Linked DNA regions of Homo sapiens: region 1 is linked to region 2. A link is an interaction called in ENCODE POLR2A ChIA-PET data of the cell type or tissue named here. Cell type or tissue: PC-9. All regions are shown on one strand. Links, peaks and the distances in the headings refer to the core of each region. The heading gives the core; the rest is flanking DNA.

Region 1 (4,394 bases), core at 238-4,237, 150 kb after region 2:
AATCAAAGCAAAGTGAAACAATTGAACCTCATTATATATCAAGTTGGTGGTTTACTCACACGGAGAGGACTTATTTTAAGTGACTTTAATTAGGTGACTTTATTTTAAGTGACTTTCCATGGTAGTTGGAAAAAAAGAAACCACAGTAGTTGAATGTATATCTTTAGTGGGATATATTCTAAGAACAAAAAATAACCGCACAGTAAGAAATCTTACTGTTTTCAGTAATTATGTTGTTAGTAATGGCATTGGTATGATTATTCTGAAGATATAAATATGTGTGTATATATTCAAATAATGTTAACATTGTTAGCAACCAAGATTTTCAGTATAACAAGATATAAAAATATAAAATAAAAACTGAAAAATCATATAATCCTAAATTTGAATTGCACGTATCCATATGAACACATGATGTATTTTCTCTTTACAAATATTAATTAATTAGCCTAGAACAACAAACAGCCAATCAAACAGGCAAATCACCTGAGGTCAGGAGTTCAAAACCAGTCTGACCAACACAGTGAAACCCTGTCTCTACTAAAAATACAAAAAATTAGCCAGGCGTGGTAGCAGGCGCCTGTAATCCCAGCTGCTAGGGAGACTGAGGCAGGAGAATCGCTTGAACCTGGGAGGCAGAGGTTGCGGTGAGCCGAGATTACACCACTACACTCCAGTCTAGGCGACAGAGTGAGACTCCATCTCAAAAAAAACAAACAACAACAAAACAACAATGACAACAACAATAAAACCCTCAAAATTCAGGAGTCCACTTGAAGGGGCTCCCGCTGGCCCAGGAATGGGACAATTTGAGCATCTGAAAAAATAACAGTGAAAGGTTGAAACATACTAAAATCTATGAATTCATCATGGTCACCTTTGGAGAATGCTAGGGAACCAGTTCATCATTCTGAAACTAGGAAATAAAGGGCAAAAGCAGGCATAGATCTCACCTTTCTTGTAGAAACTGTACCTCATGGCAACCGAACAGATAATAAGGGAATGTTTTTCTTTGTAGAGGATTTCTAGCTAAACAAATGAAAACAGAATGATGAAATACCTACCACCATTTTCTCTTTCTTTCTTTTTTTTTTTTTTGAGACGCAGTCTGGCTCTGTCATCCAGGGTGGAGTGCAATGGTGTGATCTTGGCTCACTGCAGCCTCTGCCTCCCGAATACCACCATTTTCTAGCTCCTAATGAAATAAAGGCAAGAGACAAATTCTTCATCAATGACAGCTAAAAACCACTCGGTGAAGAGTTGATGGAAGGCTGGGCACAGTGGCTCATGCCTATAATCCCAGCACTTTAGGAGGCCGAGGCAGGTGGATCACCTGAGGTCAGGAGTTCGTGAACAGCCTGCCAACATGGTGAAACCCCGTCTATGAAAATACAAAAATTAGCTAGGCGTGGTGGCACACCCCAGTAGTCCCAGCTACTTGGGAGGCTGAGGCAGGAGAATCACTTGGAAGTTGCAGTGAGCCGAGATCGTACCACTGCACTCCAGCCTGGGTGACAGACAGAGTTGGTCTCAAACAAAAAAAAAAAAAAAAGAAAAGAAAGAAAAAGAGTTGATGGACATCTTTATAATGGATGGATATTATGTGCCTCCTGGTGTGATACAATACGACATACTGCACATCATCCATGAAGAATTCTTAGGAAAAAATTTGAACCTGAATGTGATCAAGCCACTAAATTTAACTGCCATTTTACTAGAAATTCTGGGGACAGAGAAACATATTATGAATTAGCATCCCAACAGGAAGCAGATGGGATACTCAGGTTAGGAGAATGAGATGTGAAGGCAGGGTGTAAAGATGGTGCAGGGTCCTGGGAAGGTCCTCAGAGAAGCCTTTACAATAGGAAAGGAGAGGCTACCCAAATTTGGAAGGAGAAAGAGTTGTATAGAACAGTTGTGTTGAGAGGGACACAGCTTCAGTCAAGAAGCACAGCCAAACCAAGGTGGCCTTGCCAGGAGGGAGACAGGGAAATACACGCCCCAACTGCATTGTCCTCCCTCCCTCCCACACCTGCCAGGGCTCCCTATTGGCCAAACCCATCTGAAGCCAGAGGGCAAGAGAGCGCAGCTGATGTAATTCACACATGGCAGTCTCCAAGGGCAAATTCAAAGGTCAGAGTGGAGAAGGGTAGTTGCTAAATGGGACAAACGAGTACAGTCTGTCACAAACATGATAAATAACACCACAGGGCTGCAAACAGCAAAATCCAGAATGCAGAAAACTCTCCAGGACAAATAGCATTTTCCCCCCACCAAACAAATTGCAAAGGGGGAAAAGAGAGGGAGAAGATATAAATTAAAAGAAAATTTAGGCCAGTGCGGTGGTTCACGCCTGTAATCCCAACACTTTGGGAGGCGAAGGTGGGCGGATCGCTTGAGGGCAGAAGTTTGAGACCAACCTGGACAACGTGGTGAAACCCTGTCTCTACCAAAACATACAAAAAAAAAAAAAAAACAAAAAACAAAACTAGCCAATCGTGATGATGCACACCTGTAGTCCCAGCTACTCAGGAGGATCAGATGGGTGGGTCGCTTGAACCTGGAAGGCAGAGGTTGCAGTGAGCCGAGATCATGCCACTGCACTCCAGCATGGGTGACAGATCAAGACTTGGCCTTAAAAAAAGAGAGAGAGAGAGAGAGAAAAGAAAAAAGAAAATTTAAAAGCATAACAAAAATATAAAGTGTGGACCTTGTTTGGTTCCTAATTCTAATAAGCCATGTTTGATAAAAGAAACTTCTGAGCAAATCTGGCAAATGTGGATATTTAATAATATGAAAGAATTATTGATAGTTTTTAAAGATGTGGTTGTGATTTTTGTAGTTTTATGGAGGGAGAGAGAGTGAGTGAGCTTGTCTTATAGAGATGCATATTGAAATGTTGGCAGCTGGAGTCATATTTGGGATTTGCTCCAAAATAGGCAAAGGCTTATAGATAAAACAAGAGTGAGTGACCGTGTGTTGATTGTCACTGAATATGGGGGAATAGGTACACAGGGGCTGGTTATACTTCTCTGTTTTTGTGTGTGTTTAAAATTTTCCATTAAAAAAATTAAAAAGTTGAGCCAGGCACAGTGACTCATGCCTATAATCCCAGCACTTTGGGAGGCTGAGGTGGGAGGATCCCTTGAGCCCAGGAGTTTGAGACTAGCCTGGGCAATGTAGCAAGGCCCCTGTCTCTACAAAAGCAAAAAAAATTAGTGAGGCATGGTGACCCAGCTACTCCGGAAGCTGAGGTGGGAAGATTACTTGAGCCTGGGAGATCCAGGCTGCAGTGAGCAGTGATTGTGCCACTGCCCTTTGGCCTGGGTTGCAGTGAGACTGTCTCAAAAAATAAGATAAAAAGTAATGACACTCTTGTCTAGCCTTGTTTTGTTTATCATATAGCAATATTTCTTGGATATCACTCAGTAGCAGTGCGTAGTGAGCTGCTGCTTAAAAAACAAACAAACAAACAAAAACCCAGGAGTCTCACTATTGTTTCACAGGCTGGTCTCAAACTCCTGGGCTCAAGCGATCCTCTCACCTCGGCCTCCTGAGTAGCTGGGATTACAGGTGGGGATGCTTCTTCCTTGTCTCTTTATAATGTATGTCTGTATAAATTATATGTGTCACAAACACGATAACGCCATGGACATGCAATCAGCATATCTATGACATATACATATAAATTTTACTCAAACGGTAGCATACTATGGCTTAACAATATGTCTTGAAGATCACTCCATGTCAATACAAACCAAGCTTCTGCTTTTTTCCCTTATCTTAATATTATTTTTCATGGATAATGCATTGAAAATCTACTCTCCAACCTTGGCTCTTCTTTTTTTTTTTTTGGAGATGGAGTCTCACTCTGTCACCTAAGCTGGAGTGCAGTGGCACAATCTTGGCTCCCTGCAACCTTCACCTCCCAGGTTCAAGCGATTCTCCTGTCTCAGCCTCCTGAGTAGCTGGGATTACAGGTGCCCACTACCATGCCCAGCTAATTTTTAAATTTTTTTTTAGTAGAGATGGAGTTTCACCATGTTGGCCAGGCTGGTCTCGATCTCTTGACCTCAAGTGATCCACCTGCCTCAGCCTCCCAAAGGGCTGGGTTTTCAGATGTGAGCCACTGCGCCCGGCCTCCTTGGCTCTTTTCTCTTAAGAAACGGATGAGAATTGCAAACATTTTCCTATGATGGTATTTGTCTTTTAACTTTGTTGGGGTGTTTTTCCACTCAGATTCTTTTCGTGGACTTAAATTGCTTTTGGGTTTTATGTCATACTTTAAAAGGCCTCACTCACTTTGAGATAACAAAAAAAAAATCCTACGTTTTCTTTTCACATATGTGGTTTTTTAAAAATCCTTTTTGGGCTGGGCACGGTGGCTCACGCCT
Region 2 (4,394 bases), core at 155-4,154:
ATTTCTTTCCCTTTGAGCACTCGAAAGGGGCACTGGGAAGTGGTCCAGCCACGCCCTCCAGGCAGTGCTGAGCAAGCCTGGCCCTCCCGCTTGCCTTCTCTGACCTTGGGCGGCAGGAAAGCCTGGAGCTGCCTGCAGATTCCCAAGGTGGCCTCTAGATGGCACGGTTGAGCATTCTTTATTTCTGCCGGTGGCATGGCCAAGGCTGGGGACAGAGCCGGTGAGGCAGAGGAACAAAGGACCAGAGTAGAAGCAATAATAAGAAGCCCATGGGGTGATCCCTCTTCTCCAGGTCCTCTTGTGGAAGGGCAGGCAGTGAAAACAGTTTCTGTTTCTTGGGGCTTCGCTATGTGCTTGGGACTGTACCAAGCACTCTATATCCATTAGGTCATTTGCTCCCGCTAAAATTTTATGAGGTCGTTGCCGTGGCTCATGCTTGTAATTCCAGCACTTTGGGAGGCTGAGGTGGGAGAATTGCTTGAGCCCAGGTGTCTGAGACCAGCCTGGGCAACATAGAGAAACCCTGTCTCTACAAAACATACAAAGATTAGCCAGGTGTCGAGGTGCACACCTGTAGTCCCAGCTACTCAGGAGGCTGAGGCAGGAGGATCAGTTGAGCCCAGGAGGTCGGGGCTGCAGTCAGCAGTGTTCATGCCACTGTACGCCAGCTTGGGCAACAGAGCAAGACCGTGTTTCCAAAGAAAAAAACAAACAAACGTGCAAAAACCTTCTGAGGTAGGCTCTATTTTATGATTATGGATGGAGAATCAGAGCCTCAGAATGTCACTCCGTTTGCAAGAGGTGGAGCTTGGACTTGACTTGAGGATGGACTCCTCTTGAGTGCTTGCTCTTATCCACGCTGCTCTTCCTTCTGCCTAAATGCCCTGGGGAGAAGGGGGAGCCCCAAAATACACATCAGACTCATAGCCTGACAAATTGTCTTTACTTCCCTCTCTATTAATAGAAGTTTACCGTCCCCAAAGGCAGACTTGGCGTGACGAGGATAGGAGACTTGTCCCTGCAGGATATGAGGAAGGTACCTTCTCTGGCCCTCATAGAGCTGACCGCGCTCTGTGACATCCTCGGCTTGGACCTGAAGAGGAGCAAGGCGGGGAAGTGGAAAGCGGCAGGTGAGCAGCCCCAGCCCAGGGAAAGCCCTGTGGCCACAGTCCTCATAGGGAGCTGAACACGGACTCTCCCAGCAAGAGATGCTCAGCTTTGTCTTTCTTTCTTTTTTTTTTTTTTGAGACGGAGTCTCGCTCTGTCACCAGGCTGGAGTGCAGTGATGTGATCTCGGCTCACTGCAACCTCCGCCTCCCGGGTTCAAGCAATTCTTTTGCCTCAGCCACCCGAGTAGCTGAGACTACAGGTGCGCACCACCATGCCCAGCTAATTTTTGTATTTTTAGTACAGACGGGGTTTCACCATGTTGGCCAGGATGGTCTTGGTCTCTTGACCTCGTGATCTGCCTGCCTCAGCCTCCCAAAGTGCTGGGATTACAGGTGTGAGCCACCACGCCTGGCCAGCATGCTCAGCTTCTATATTCCTTCTGTTTACATTTTTTTTTCTGCATATGTAAACAATTCCTGCTCATTGTGGGAAATTTGTGAAATAGAGTAAAATACAAAAAGGAAAAAATATAATTCAGAAAAGCACTTTTAGTGTATTATCTTCCTTTGTGTGTATATGTGTGTATCCTTTTTTCACCTAATATTATATAATTATGGTTTGGGAGCAGTGGCTCACACCTGTAATGCCAACAATTTGGGAGGCCGAGGTGGGAGGCTCACTTGAGCCTGGGAGTTTGAGACCAGCATGGGTGACATAGTGAGACCCTGTCTCTACAAAAAATAAAAAAGTAGCCAGGCGTGCTGGTGCACACCTCTAGTCCCACCTACCTGGGAGGCTGAAGTGGGAGGATCACTTGAGCCCGGGAGGTGAAGGCTGCAGTGAGCCTTGATCATGCCACTGCACTCCAGCCTGGGTGACAGAGACAGACTCTGTCTCATTCTATATATATAGAACTATGAGACCCTGTTTCATAATTCCATTATATATAATAGAATATATTATAGTTATAGATCTATATTATAGAACATTATATATAATAGAATTATGGACATTTTCCAGTTATTGTATCATTTAGTGGTTGTCATGATAATGCTACATAACAAACAACCCCCAAACTCATGACTTAAGAATTCTTTACTCTTGCTCACATGTTTATGAGTAAACTGGGCGTAGCTTGGCTGATCTAGGCTTAGCTCCAAGTTGTTGGCTGAGTGTAGGTCTGCTCACAGGTCTCTCATCCTCCTGGGACCAGCTGGCTGTCTGGAGGATGTTCTTATGGTGACAGCAGAAGCTCAGAGGGCAAACTGTACCGCATTTTAAGCCTCTGCTTGCATCTTGTAGGTTACCATGCCATTGGTCCAAACTAGTCACATGGCCTAGCAAGGGGTGAGGAAGTACGCTGTGCTTCCCTAATGGGAAGATTTGCAAATTCACATGGCAGAGGGTGTGGATACAAAGAGGGGTAATGAATTTAGAACAATAGTGACATTTACCACAACTATTAAATATTCCTTGAAAACATGATTTTTATTTATTTATTTTTTTTTTTTTTTGAGAGAAAGTCTCTCTCTCTTGCCCAGGCTGGAGTGCAGTGGCATGATCACAGCTCACTGCAGCCTCAATCTCCCCAGGCTCAGGTGACCCTCTCACCTCAGCCGCCTGAGTAGCTTGGACTGCAGGTATGTGCCATCATGCCCTGCTAATTTTTGTATTTTTTGTAGAGATGCAGTATTTTTATGTTGCCCAGACCGGTCTCGAACTCCTGGGCTCAAATGATCTTCCCACCTCAGCCTCCCAAAGTGCTGGGGTTACAGGCATGAGTCACCTTGCCTGGTGAAAACATGATTTTTAATCACTGCACTATTTTCCTCCTCGTGGATGTATTCTAATATATTTAACCATTTCCCTATTAGTGGACATTTTTGATGCCCATGTCTTTCCTATTATAAGACACAATCATTACTGCTGTATATATGCTTTTGAATGCATCTTAGCTTACTTTAGATTATACTTATGAGTTAAGTTCCTGAGATAATATTGCCCTTCAGCAGTGTATGAAAGTGTTCATTTCACTGCAGCATTGTCAACATTATGCATTGTGATTTTTTGGTTTGTTTTGGTTTGGTTTTTTGGTTTGTTTCTTTAAAGACAAGAGGATGGTGAATAAAAAAAGACCAGGGGGAGGAATCTAGCAGAGGTGGGGTAGGCCAGAGAAGGGAGAAAGAAGGAAGGTGTGGAGAAAATGTGGAAGGAGGAGTTTGCCTGAGAAGACCTCAAGCCAGGGTGGTTAAGATTGACCCAGGGAATACATTCTCTAGGACCTGGCCCATCCTGCAGAGCCAGAGCTCTATCCAGGACTGCTGTTACATTTTTATACCTGGTGCCTTCTGGAGCAGCAGCGTGCTTCCCTTTCAATACTTTTTTTTTTTTTTCTGTGAGACAGAACTTTGCTCTTGTCACCCAGGCTGGAGTGCCATGGTGCAATCTTGGCTCACTGCAACCTCTGCCTCCTGGATTCAAGCGATTCTCCTGCCTCAGCCTCCCGAGTAGCTGGGGTTACAGACACCCGCTACCACACTCAGCTAATTTTTTGTGTGTTTTTAGTAGAGACAGGGTTTCGCCATGTTGGCCAGGCTAGTCTCGACCTCCTGACCTCAGGTGATCCGCCTGTCTCAGCCTCCCAAAGTGCTGGGATTACAGGCTTGAGCCACTGCACCCGGCCCTTTCAATACTTCTTTAACCAGCTAAGATTTTCTGCTCTGAGACATATCTCCTCAGCAGTAATGTTTTAATGAAAACATTACTGCTGAGGCCTAATGTTCTGCTCAAGAGGAGCGGTTTGGGTCCAACCATTCTCTAGAGAGCTCAGTCCTTCCACAGGAAAAGGGGTCTGATTCTAGTTGCCCAGGAGATCCTGTAGGTCGGAGCCCAGTGATCATTCCAAGAAGTGAAATGTGCCTCTGCTCTTTGACTTTCTGCAGAAACTCGCCTCTTTGGTGTGCCCCTTGACAGCCTGCTAGAAGCTGACCACAAAGTCCTCCCCAGCACACAGGTCCCGCTGGTCCTTCAAGCCGTAAGTCGCCCCTACCCCAGCTTGGGTTTATTTAATCCTTCAGAGGCTGGCTCAGGGGACCATTGTCAGGAGACATCCAGCAAAGGGGTGAAAGGATGTGCTTTAGAATCAGGCAGACTTGGGTTCAAATTCTGGCTCTGGCACTTGCTGGCTCAGAGACCTGGGGTGGATTTTTGCTGTTGTTGTTGTTGTTGATGTTGTTGTTTTTATTTTATAAATTTTTGTCTTGGCTGGGCGCCGTGGCTCACAC

What was found. ChIA-PET counts read pairs that join two places held together with the same protein. Peaks named below come from ENCODE experiments on the same cell type or tissue, not always from the same donor. Only the 100,000 strongest peaks of a DNase experiment are listed, where the experiment ranks them.
Region 1: POLR2A ChIA-PET joins it to region 2 with 7 read pairs; 6 of 35 experiments call an interaction of 5 or more read pairs at or near these places.

The regions. Positions count from the first base shown.
Region 1 is chr20:38,780,372-38,784,765 of GRCh38, forward strand. The region is part of intron 1 of LOC124904902 (a long non-coding RNA gene); the gene reads left to right. Among named protein-coding and RNA genes, the nearest start is that of PPP1R16B, 23 kb to the right of the region's middle. RefSeq lists enhancers at 124-624, 625-1,125, 1,619-2,230, 2,231-2,840. In PC-9, for the core only: no CTCF peak of the experiment used is centred there; no DNase peak of the experiment used is centred there.
Region 2 is chr20:38,633,656-38,638,049 of GRCh38, forward strand. It overlaps ARHGAP40 (Rho GTPase activating protein 40), which reads left to right. Exons shown (of 15, transcript NM_001164431.3): 6 at 965-1,130; 7 at 4,053-4,144. Among named protein-coding and RNA genes, the nearest start is that of ARHGAP40, 34 kb to the left of the region's middle. In PC-9, for the core only: CTCF peaks have their summits at 161 (motif pointing right) and 366; a DNase peak (open chromatin) is centred at 2,256.